Linked DNA regions of Homo sapiens: region 2 is linked to region 1. Evidence: chromatin contacts called from ENCODE Hi-C or POLR2A ChIA-PET data. All regions are on one chromosome and are shown on one strand. Each heading gives the region's core, a stretch centred on a gene start or an enhancer-like site at or near the end of the contact. The rest is flanking DNA. Distances are from core to core; before and after follow the strand shown.

Region 1 (4,644 bases), core at 2,046-4,545:
TCTATTTTCCAAAATTTAAGTCATGTTATTTATGTTACCTTTATTCAAATTATCAATAAAAATATATCGAATTGAGTTGTTCTCCACAGCTGCGTTGAGGCTGACGGTGGGTTTGGGAGTGAGTGGGAGGAAGGGTGGGGTCAGAACTAGCAAGCAGAACGTGTTGCAGCAAGCACTCCCTGAAGCTGCCCACCAGGAGGGGCAGTTTCTGAGAGGGTGTGTTCTGCAAAGAGCTTTGTAGAAACATTTGTGAGCAGAAATCCTAACAAGGAATCCCTTTATTCATCTGCTTCTTAAGCTGAAACAGTGGGATAATTTGTCTGACTTCCTTGCAGTGTTGCTGTCAGTACGATTGAGTTCATGCATAGGAAAGCGCTTTGTGCCCCAAACACCCTATATGGTGTCGGTTACTATCATTTTATGAATAATAACAATTTATTTGAATTTGGTTTCCTTATCTGAAAAATAGCAATAAGTTTCTGTCCTGCTTACCTCACAGGATTATTGTTAGAATCAATGAAATAATGTATGTAAATGAGTTTTGTTCACTCTAAGTGAACAGAAATAAGAGCTACAGAAATAAAAGTTACAGAAATAAAAGCTGTTATTTTTGACTGCACACCTGGTTCCCAAGATATCATGAATTTCGGAGTAATGCTGAGGCCTAGCTTTACAAAATGGTGCCCATTTCAAGCTTCTGGGGTCACACTTTCTCTGTGGCAGAGAAAGACAAATCCTAAAAAGGTTTTTCTTCCAGTTAGTGTTGGGCCAGGATAAGAAGATCCTGTTTATGTCAATGAAATAACTTGTTTAAGCAGAAGATTTCAGAGCCAAGAGAAGAACTTGCAGTCAAGACAATCTGCCACAGTGTGAACGATCCATCTGAGGACAATTGGGCTGATTGTGCAAGCTGATGAAGGAACATGGTACCACTGTCCTCATCCTCTGGAAACAGGGAACAGTCACTGTCAATGTGCTTGAAAATGTGTGGAACATAAGGAAACTACCAGCATGCCAACTTTTGGAATTTCAAGATATTGCTCAATCAGAAATCCGGAATATTCAACAGGAAAAAACAATCAGTTCAAAGTAATTAGTAACCATCTAATATATAGGTCTAAAATAGAAGGCTCTCAGAAGTTCCTGTGACTCTATGAGTAGTAGGTTAGAAAGAAAACATGAGAATGAAAAAAAAAGTGACCTTCCTAAGGCTTTGGCACTGCATACCATTTGTTCTCAAGACACAGCGTTAGTGCAGGAGTTATGCATGCAGGAAAAATATGCATTTTTGAGACTGATATTTGGCAGGTCTCAATTTGCTTATAGACATAACTGGGAAGACAACAATTTGGAAGTCACCATTTTGATTAATTGCTTTTGTAGAATTACAAGAGATCTGGTGATTGCTCGCATTTAGTAAGTGAGATAGAATGCAGGTGAAACTCTTCCTTTAGAAAAGAAAACAATAGTCATAACATTTTACATCAACTAAAGAGAGTAAAGTATGCAGATACATAAAAACTTGCACATGTACATAAGAAAATCCGTTCTCAGGACTTCCTGAAGTGAGCCACTTCCCCTCGTCAAGAGCTCCCCACCCTCAAATGAGACCTGCTTATTCCAGTGAGGAAGCCCTTGGACTCTTCAGTTTTACACGAACACAATTTTCCTAAGAAGTCTGTGTAGAATCAAACCCAGCCACAAAAGGGAAAAGAACATTAAAATTGAAAGGAGTTGGGAGAGGGAATGGAGGAAGAAGGAACTTAAAACAAAAATCTATTTTAAAAGAATGAATAAACTTGATCAGATCTCCTTTTGTGACAAAATAAGGACTCACAGGAACCAAACTGTATAAAGCACGAAGAGTTAGTAGTGAATAGTTATGTCAGCCTCAGGTGGGATTCAAACCTTGGCACCAGCTCACTCCCTGTGTGACCTTAAACAGCAGTCATCCAGTCGACCCCCAGTTTATCTGTAAATTCTAGGTTAGTGATGATTAAATTAGATGTCTAGAAAATGCTCAGGACATCAATGTATCCAATAGATTTTAAAGTATTGATCGACGTGTACATTAAAGGCATCATATTCAAGCACTTTGAGGGCTCCAGTGGTTACATTTGTAAGTTTTTGTGAATTGGATCAATTTTGTGAATTAGATCACATTTTGAGAGATTCCTGCATCAACTGGCTATGAAAAGGATTCTTCCTATATAAATTGACATATAACATTTGTATTTACCTCCTATTATGTAGGTTTGTAAATCAGGATTTTAAAAATCTTACTAGAATACATATTTAATTGTAGTATTAAAAACATTTTTCGGCCAGGCACAGTGGCTCACGCCTGTAATCCCAATACTTTGGGAGGCTGAGTTGGGTGGATCACCTGAGGTCAGGAGTTCAAGACCAGCCTGGCCAATATGGTAAAACCCCATCTCTACTAAAAATACAAAAATTAGCTGGCTGTGGTGGTGCATGCCTGTCATCCCAGCTACTTGGGAGGCTGAGGCAGGAGAATCACTTGAACCTGGGAGGTGGAGGTTGCAGTGAGCCGAGATTGCATCATCACACTCCAGCCCAGGCAACAGAGCGAGACTCTGTCTCGGGAAACAAACAAACAAACAAACAAACAAACAAACATTTTTCATTTTATATTTATTCTCAGCACGATAAAATACAATTATGTTATCCAACTAATTTGTTTTATAATTGTTGGCTAGTAAGGCCCAGAGAGGTTAAATGGCTAGGACTAGGTAGTGGTAGACCCCCAAATCAACTTTATTAAGGGTTAATTTTTTTCTATTAAAATATCTTAAAAACAATCTCCACTATGTAAGATTTTCTGTAGGCTCTTTGTAAATGTTTACAGCATATATCTAAGAGCAGACTTTTTGCTCTATGAGAACTTCACCATTGGATTTATATAATTTTCCAAGAAAACTCCCTTTCAAAAATGTTCTACAGCAAGTAATCTAAAAGTGATTTTTTTCTTCTTCAAAGAAAATTCCCTTTAGAAAAGAAGGAAGTGCACCAGGACAAAGGCGGCCAACTGAGATCAGTGACTCAATCTGTTCCATAAATTATAGCTCTGAAGTCAGTTTGAGTGAGTGCTCACATTTCCAAAAACATAGACTGTCGTGGCACCTAAGGGTGTAGAAATTGCTACAGAGGCAATTAGCTTTATAAAACAGAAAGAATCACTAAGTGCATGAACCCTAAGGTACATGCAGGCCCAGAAATACATATTTCAACAGGGAATTGCCAAAGGGCAATGGTGCATTGAGAAATCCTCCCCTACTCAGCGGTGAAAGTTAAGTCTGTGGTATGTACAGATGAGGGAAGCTTGTCTGTGTGTGACCTAGGTTGAAGGGAGAAGGTAGAGACTGCGTGGAATGGCCAGCGTGCCATGTTCTCCTGAGCCAGAAGAGCCTAATGGGCCCAAATTGTCTGTTTCTATCGGGGGTGTTCCTTGGGCCTTTTTTCAAGACCACAGACCATAATTCCTGGGAAACTCTCACTTAAGTGGGTGCTCTTGACAATGAGGAAAACTAGGTGAGAGGCCGAGAGCTCATCTGGACAAGTCTGTGGTTGGTACATAGAGAGCATAGTTACACTGGGAAGAGGTGTTCCCTTGAGACATCTAGTCACACATTTTAAAAAAATCACTCTCTTCCTTAAACTTTCCTTTTGGAAACTTGGCCACAACAAAATGTGGATGTTAAAACCCTCTATGAGAAGTCCTTGGCCAGTTCTGTGGATGTATTTTCACAGAAGGTTTGTCAGTCTCACTCTCTCTCCCACTGTGCTGTTTCTTGTGTCTCCCAGCTCATCTCGTCCTCCATCCACACCATGGCTGTCTGATTCTTCCCTACTGATGCAATTTTCCTGGTGCTCGGAGTCTGTAGGCTCAGTCACTGCCTTAGGTGCAGAACTTGTCTAGTTCAGTTACCTTTTCTGCAGCTGAGAAAAAACACAGTAATTTCTGCTTCATTCTCCAATCCACAGAAGCTAAAATCTATGGAGCAGAGCTGTTTGCCTCATTAGCAAAAGCAACTGAGAACCCCCTAGGAAAAGTACGTTTGAGTCTCCTCCTACTCATAATATGGTTTCAGGGTATGATTTCTTTTTCTGTTATGTTTTCCATAGTAGTTTCATTTAGAAATGCCTATTAGAGTGAAGTTCTGCCATGTCTCACTAACAAGCATGCAGGCCCCTTGGGAGTTGAAGCCCGCCTTTTACTCGTCATGTATCACATGGATCCTGCATAATGAATGGAGCCTCCTCAGATATACTTTGTGGCTGATGAGTTAGAGAATTCTGAGACTGTAATAAATTATTCCCTCTTGAGTCTAATGTCCTTCCCTATTTCACCATTTCCTATGGTAGTTCTTTTAAATATCTGAGAAAAGGTAGTGGATTTATTACCTTTAAAACATAATCTAATAATGAACTCCTCCAGTTGGTTGGCCCTTCCCCTCCTCCAGCTGCCCCTTCCCCTCCTCCAGCTGTCCCTTCTCCTCCTCCAGCTGCCCCCTTCCCCTCCTCCAGCTGCCCCTTCCCCTCCTCCAGCTGCCCCCTCCCCTCCTCCAGCTGCCCCCCTTCCCCTCCTTCCACTGTCCCCCTTCTCCTCCTCCAGCTGCCCCC
Region 2 (4,177 bases), core at 487-2,986, 230 kb after region 1:
GGGCTGCTGACCTCTTTGGCCTCTTTATTCCCTCCCCAGCCATGTACGTGCACTCCCCTATAGACTTTGGGGCACCAAATTTTTACCATGCTTAGGAATGGGACTCACCATAGCATGACACCTCTAAGTGGAAGTTCACATGGAGATCCTGACATCGAATCCATCAAAGAAAGCTTCTCATGTATCCGTCGAGCGTCTGAGGTCTGGGGATAACTGTTCTCCCAGAGGTTTTCTGACTGGGGCAGAAGACCCTCAAGACTTCCATACGGAGTGTTTGCAACATGTCAGGCAAAATTCACACAGGGATACGCAAGACAGACATGATCTCTGCCGTCCTGGAATGGGTCTTACCTTGAAGTTAAATGCCCTTTGGCCCTAACTGAAAGAACATTTTAATACCAAATTTTAAAAACTGAGCTACAGAACTATATAGTGCAATTCCATTTATGTAAAAAAAAAAAAAATACACAGAAGTAAACAAGTACATATGCGTACCCTTGTGTATGTTTTTGCAAGATTCCAAAGACCACAGTGTTACTGTGGGGTGGAGGACAGAAGGAAAGCACTTTTATTTTTAATAAAGAGTTCTCTGTGTTCTTTATTCTGTGTAAACCTATATAATTTTTAAAGTCTAGTTTTAAAAACTAAACATGATATCTTTATAAACAAACATGGAAAAGTAGTTGAGTAGAATAAAAAAGCAATTTATTAGTATATCAAGGAGATTCTATTCTCATAAAAAATAGATACATAGATAGTTAGATAGATAGATAGATAGATAGATAGATAGATAGATAGATAGATAGATAGAGCGAGCATCTGTGGGGAGAAAACTGAGGATATAAAGCAAATTGCTAATGAAAGTTATTCCTGGGGTTGTGATGAAAGGGAAACCCTCTTGTTTTCTATTACACATTTCTGTAACATTTGACTATTTTTTCAATGAGTATGAATTGATAATCAGAAAAAAACAAATTTTTAAAAATAAAAAATATTGCGATATGTTCTATGCCAAACAAGCTCAGCTAATTTATCTTCATTTAGGTGATAAAAATATCTTATGAAACATTAAAGAGAAAATATATATATATATATGTACATATATGTACATATGTATTTGTTGGTAAAAGGCTGCAAGCATAAACATGGACCCAGTCCTAGTTTTTCCAAATCCTCATGATTCTCTTACACCCTTTAAAGCTCTAAACGAGAAGGATTTCACATAATTCTTCAGGGTCAGTTTGGAGCCAGTCCCTCTGTGAGGTGTTCACAAGGGAAGGGCCTGGGTGAGGTGTGGCCCAGCAGCGGGCATGTGGACCCCAGAGAGGGGATCACTTGACCTTCCTCTGTGCCACCTTCCCAGTGATACCTCTAGGAAAGGATATTTATTTAGGCTGAGGAAAGAAGGTTCCTTTCTGTTTTTAACTCTTCAGCTTGACCTTGCACCCCAAAACTGTTGCCATCTTTTGAACCTCATCGACATGTAGCAAGCAGATTCAGTTTCATTTTACTCTCAGAGCACTCATTTGAAGGTTTTCATTTTGAATTGGCCCGAATCTGGGTCTCAGTCCCACACACAGCAGCAAGCTCTTGCATGATGGAGTTCGCCTTGGCAGGCTTGTCTGTACTTTCACTTCCCACCCAGATTCCTGAGCACAGACCAATGGGAGATTGCGTCAGCTTTGCCAAGGCAGACCAATGAAACAATCCTGAAATCCCCTTGGTGACACAGCATATGTGAAAGACTGTTTGTACCATATCGCATTGCTAAATTTAGAGACAGTCTGAGAAGAGGCAAAGAGAATGCAAGGACTAATCAATCCAAGAATACAGAAAACTTGCCTAGGCCAGTTAGTTAGTCTCCACTTATTTTGTAAAGCAGAGAGAGGAGGTGTTCATTTCAACCTCAGCCAGTTGCAACAAAGTCCTTGTTTCCATAAAGTTACTCTGGAGAAGGAAGTGCCTTCTAGGTGCTAGAAGCTGATGTCTGCCAAAAGCCCACACAAGATGTAAGCCGGGAAGAGTAATTGGTACCCTGAAAAACAAGCCGGTTATCCAACTCTCAGTTACTGACAATATCATGTGAGTGCTTATATGAGGGCAAATAATAAGCATGCACATAAAATCAAGAATCCCTAAAGGGACAAATATCAATAGCTAAAGTATTGTTTTAATTGTACTGAGGACATCATTTATGTTATTAATGAAGTATTTAGAGCACAGGCATCAGAGGGACCCTTAAATTCATGTTCAGAAATCAGACCCTTAGGATACGTTATCTCATAAGTTGCTGAAGTTTTAAATGGCTTTGACAGTGAAACCAACTAGAGCAACATTATCCACTTAAGACTGCTTGATATTTTAGAGGGTGTCATAGATTCTCTTTTCCAAGTAAAGATGCAAAAAAACTGTCTGGCCATGTTAACTAGCATTCGCTTTTAGAACAGCCAGTCTTCTCCTGAGTATCTCCAGATATTTTTATTTATAGAATGGTTTTCCCACTCCTTCTGAACTCTGGGACTCAAGAGCTACAATTTAAGAGGGTGTTCTTAAAGCTTTTCACAGTTTGTCATCTCACATTGCTTCACCTGATGAGGAGTCGATAGATAGCACCTCAAAAAGGTAGAAAGAAGCACAGATAGGGATTGGAATACACATGACAAAGGAGAACACAGAATGGAATTCCAAAACGCTTTGGGAGACCTGGAAATCCAAGTTATTCTGAGAGAAGACTGATGAAAAGGAATGCATACAAGCATAAGAACACCCACAAAAAGTAGCCCAGTGCTTAGTGACTGGGTTGCTCTTTCCCATCTACCAGTCAAGAAGGTGCTGTCCCCGGTTGAATACGTATGTACTGAAACAGAGGATTTCACATTCCAGAACCCATAATTCATCTCTGACTTAATCTCGAGCAAAGCATTGACGTGAATTACACAAACAGGAAAAAAGGTGGAGCCCAAATAGAAGAAAAATAAATAGTTCTATCAGTACAAAGGAATCATACAAAGAATCATCACAATAAATTTGATATAATTTTATAGCGTGTGTCTGTGTATTTAATTTTTATAACCAAAGAGATAAAGCATAGCAATTTTATCAATATCCCTTAATTTTTTTTTGGCACATGATTCTTTGAAAAATCAATCTACTCTGAAGTATGGATTTTCAGAAATATCCCTTTGGCATTGTTCTGATTTGCCTTCTCTACCCCAAAGTCCCTAACAATCAAAGACTGGGGTTTCATTTGTAGTTCTGTTGCTTTAGACACATATTTAAAATTAGAAGCAACCAGTGAATGAAATGAATTTGCCAATTTTTAAAAAATGCCATAATTCAAAATATGAGATGAGTCAAAGGGAGGCATTGCCCAGAAAGAACAGACACACATATGCAACACACACACACACACACACACACACACACACACACACACACAGTGAAAAGAAAACTATATCATTAGGCAAGTTTGTTCACTTTCCAACAACAAATGAGTCATTCATCAGTTCCTATGCCACATGTATTACAGGACTTGAGTGTAAAATAGTATTTATCTTTCAACAACAACGAAAAGCCCCTGAGGTCTCACATTACCTCAGTTTTCCTTTACGTGTCTAAATGTACTAAGTCAGCTCTCTCCCTTTCTAATAGCTGATCTGGGGAACTTGAATAGACAAGAAAAAACAGCCAATTGTATTTCTGCTTTACACAAATAACAGCTACAGTTGCTCCCCTTGCCCGAGGCCCTTTCCCCTTTCCCTTTCACTGGGAGCTAGTAAATAAATAAATACATTTTAAGAAATAATGACTCAAAGCCTCTTAGAGAGCCAGGTGTGGGCCAAGGTGCTGCCTAAAACTTTAGAAGAAAGCTTCTAGAAAAACACAGCACATAATGACCCAACAGTTGCCTCAGGGAACGCCCAGCAGCATTATTTTGGGGGTCTGCTGGTTCTGTTTTACTTGGGGAAGGAGCTTGGTAAGGTAAACTTTTCCTGTCAGACCTTTAAGCTTTCTGTTCCCATGTGGTCTGTGTGACCTCACAATCTCTGGCTTCTGGATCAAAAGATCTGAATTTTATGTTATTAAAGTACACAAAAGATGAATAAATGAAGAGATATATCAGCTTCATATTTATTAATATATATAATGCAAAAATAGAATGTGTCCATACTGGTCA

What was found. A loop is a pair of places that touch in the nucleus more often than their neighbours do. ChIA-PET counts read pairs that join two places held with the same protein, here RNA polymerase II (POLR2A). Pooled maps may share reads with other maps.
Region 2: a loop to region 1 is called in a map of mammary epithelial cell, with 2.3 times the contacts of the local background. The contact joins two enhancer-like sites. A Hi-C loop is called at or near these places in 1 of 168 maps with a recorded cell type or tissue (mammary epithelial cell) and 2 of 50 pooled maps. POLR2A ChIA-PET finds 5 or more read pairs at or near these places in 1 of 52 experiments (MCF 10A).

Annotation. Positions count from the first base shown.
Region 1 is chr6:105,831,107-105,835,750 of GRCh38, reverse strand. The region is part of intron 2 of LOC105377923 (a long non-coding RNA gene); the gene reads left to right. Among named protein-coding and RNA genes, the nearest start is that of LINC02836, 200 kb to the right of the region's middle. Within about 2 kb of position 3,295, at least 2 of the 41 ENCODE cell types and tissues checked have a DNase peak (open chromatin) inside an H3K27ac peak, as active enhancers do.
Region 2 is chr6:105,599,215-105,603,391 of GRCh38, reverse strand. No RefSeq gene overlaps it. Among named protein-coding and RNA genes, the nearest start is that of LINC02836, 31 kb to the left of the region's middle. RefSeq lists enhancers at 1,419-1,998, 1,370-2,569. Within about 2 kb of position 1,736, at least 23 of the 41 ENCODE cell types and tissues checked have a DNase peak (open chromatin) inside an H3K27ac peak, as active enhancers do.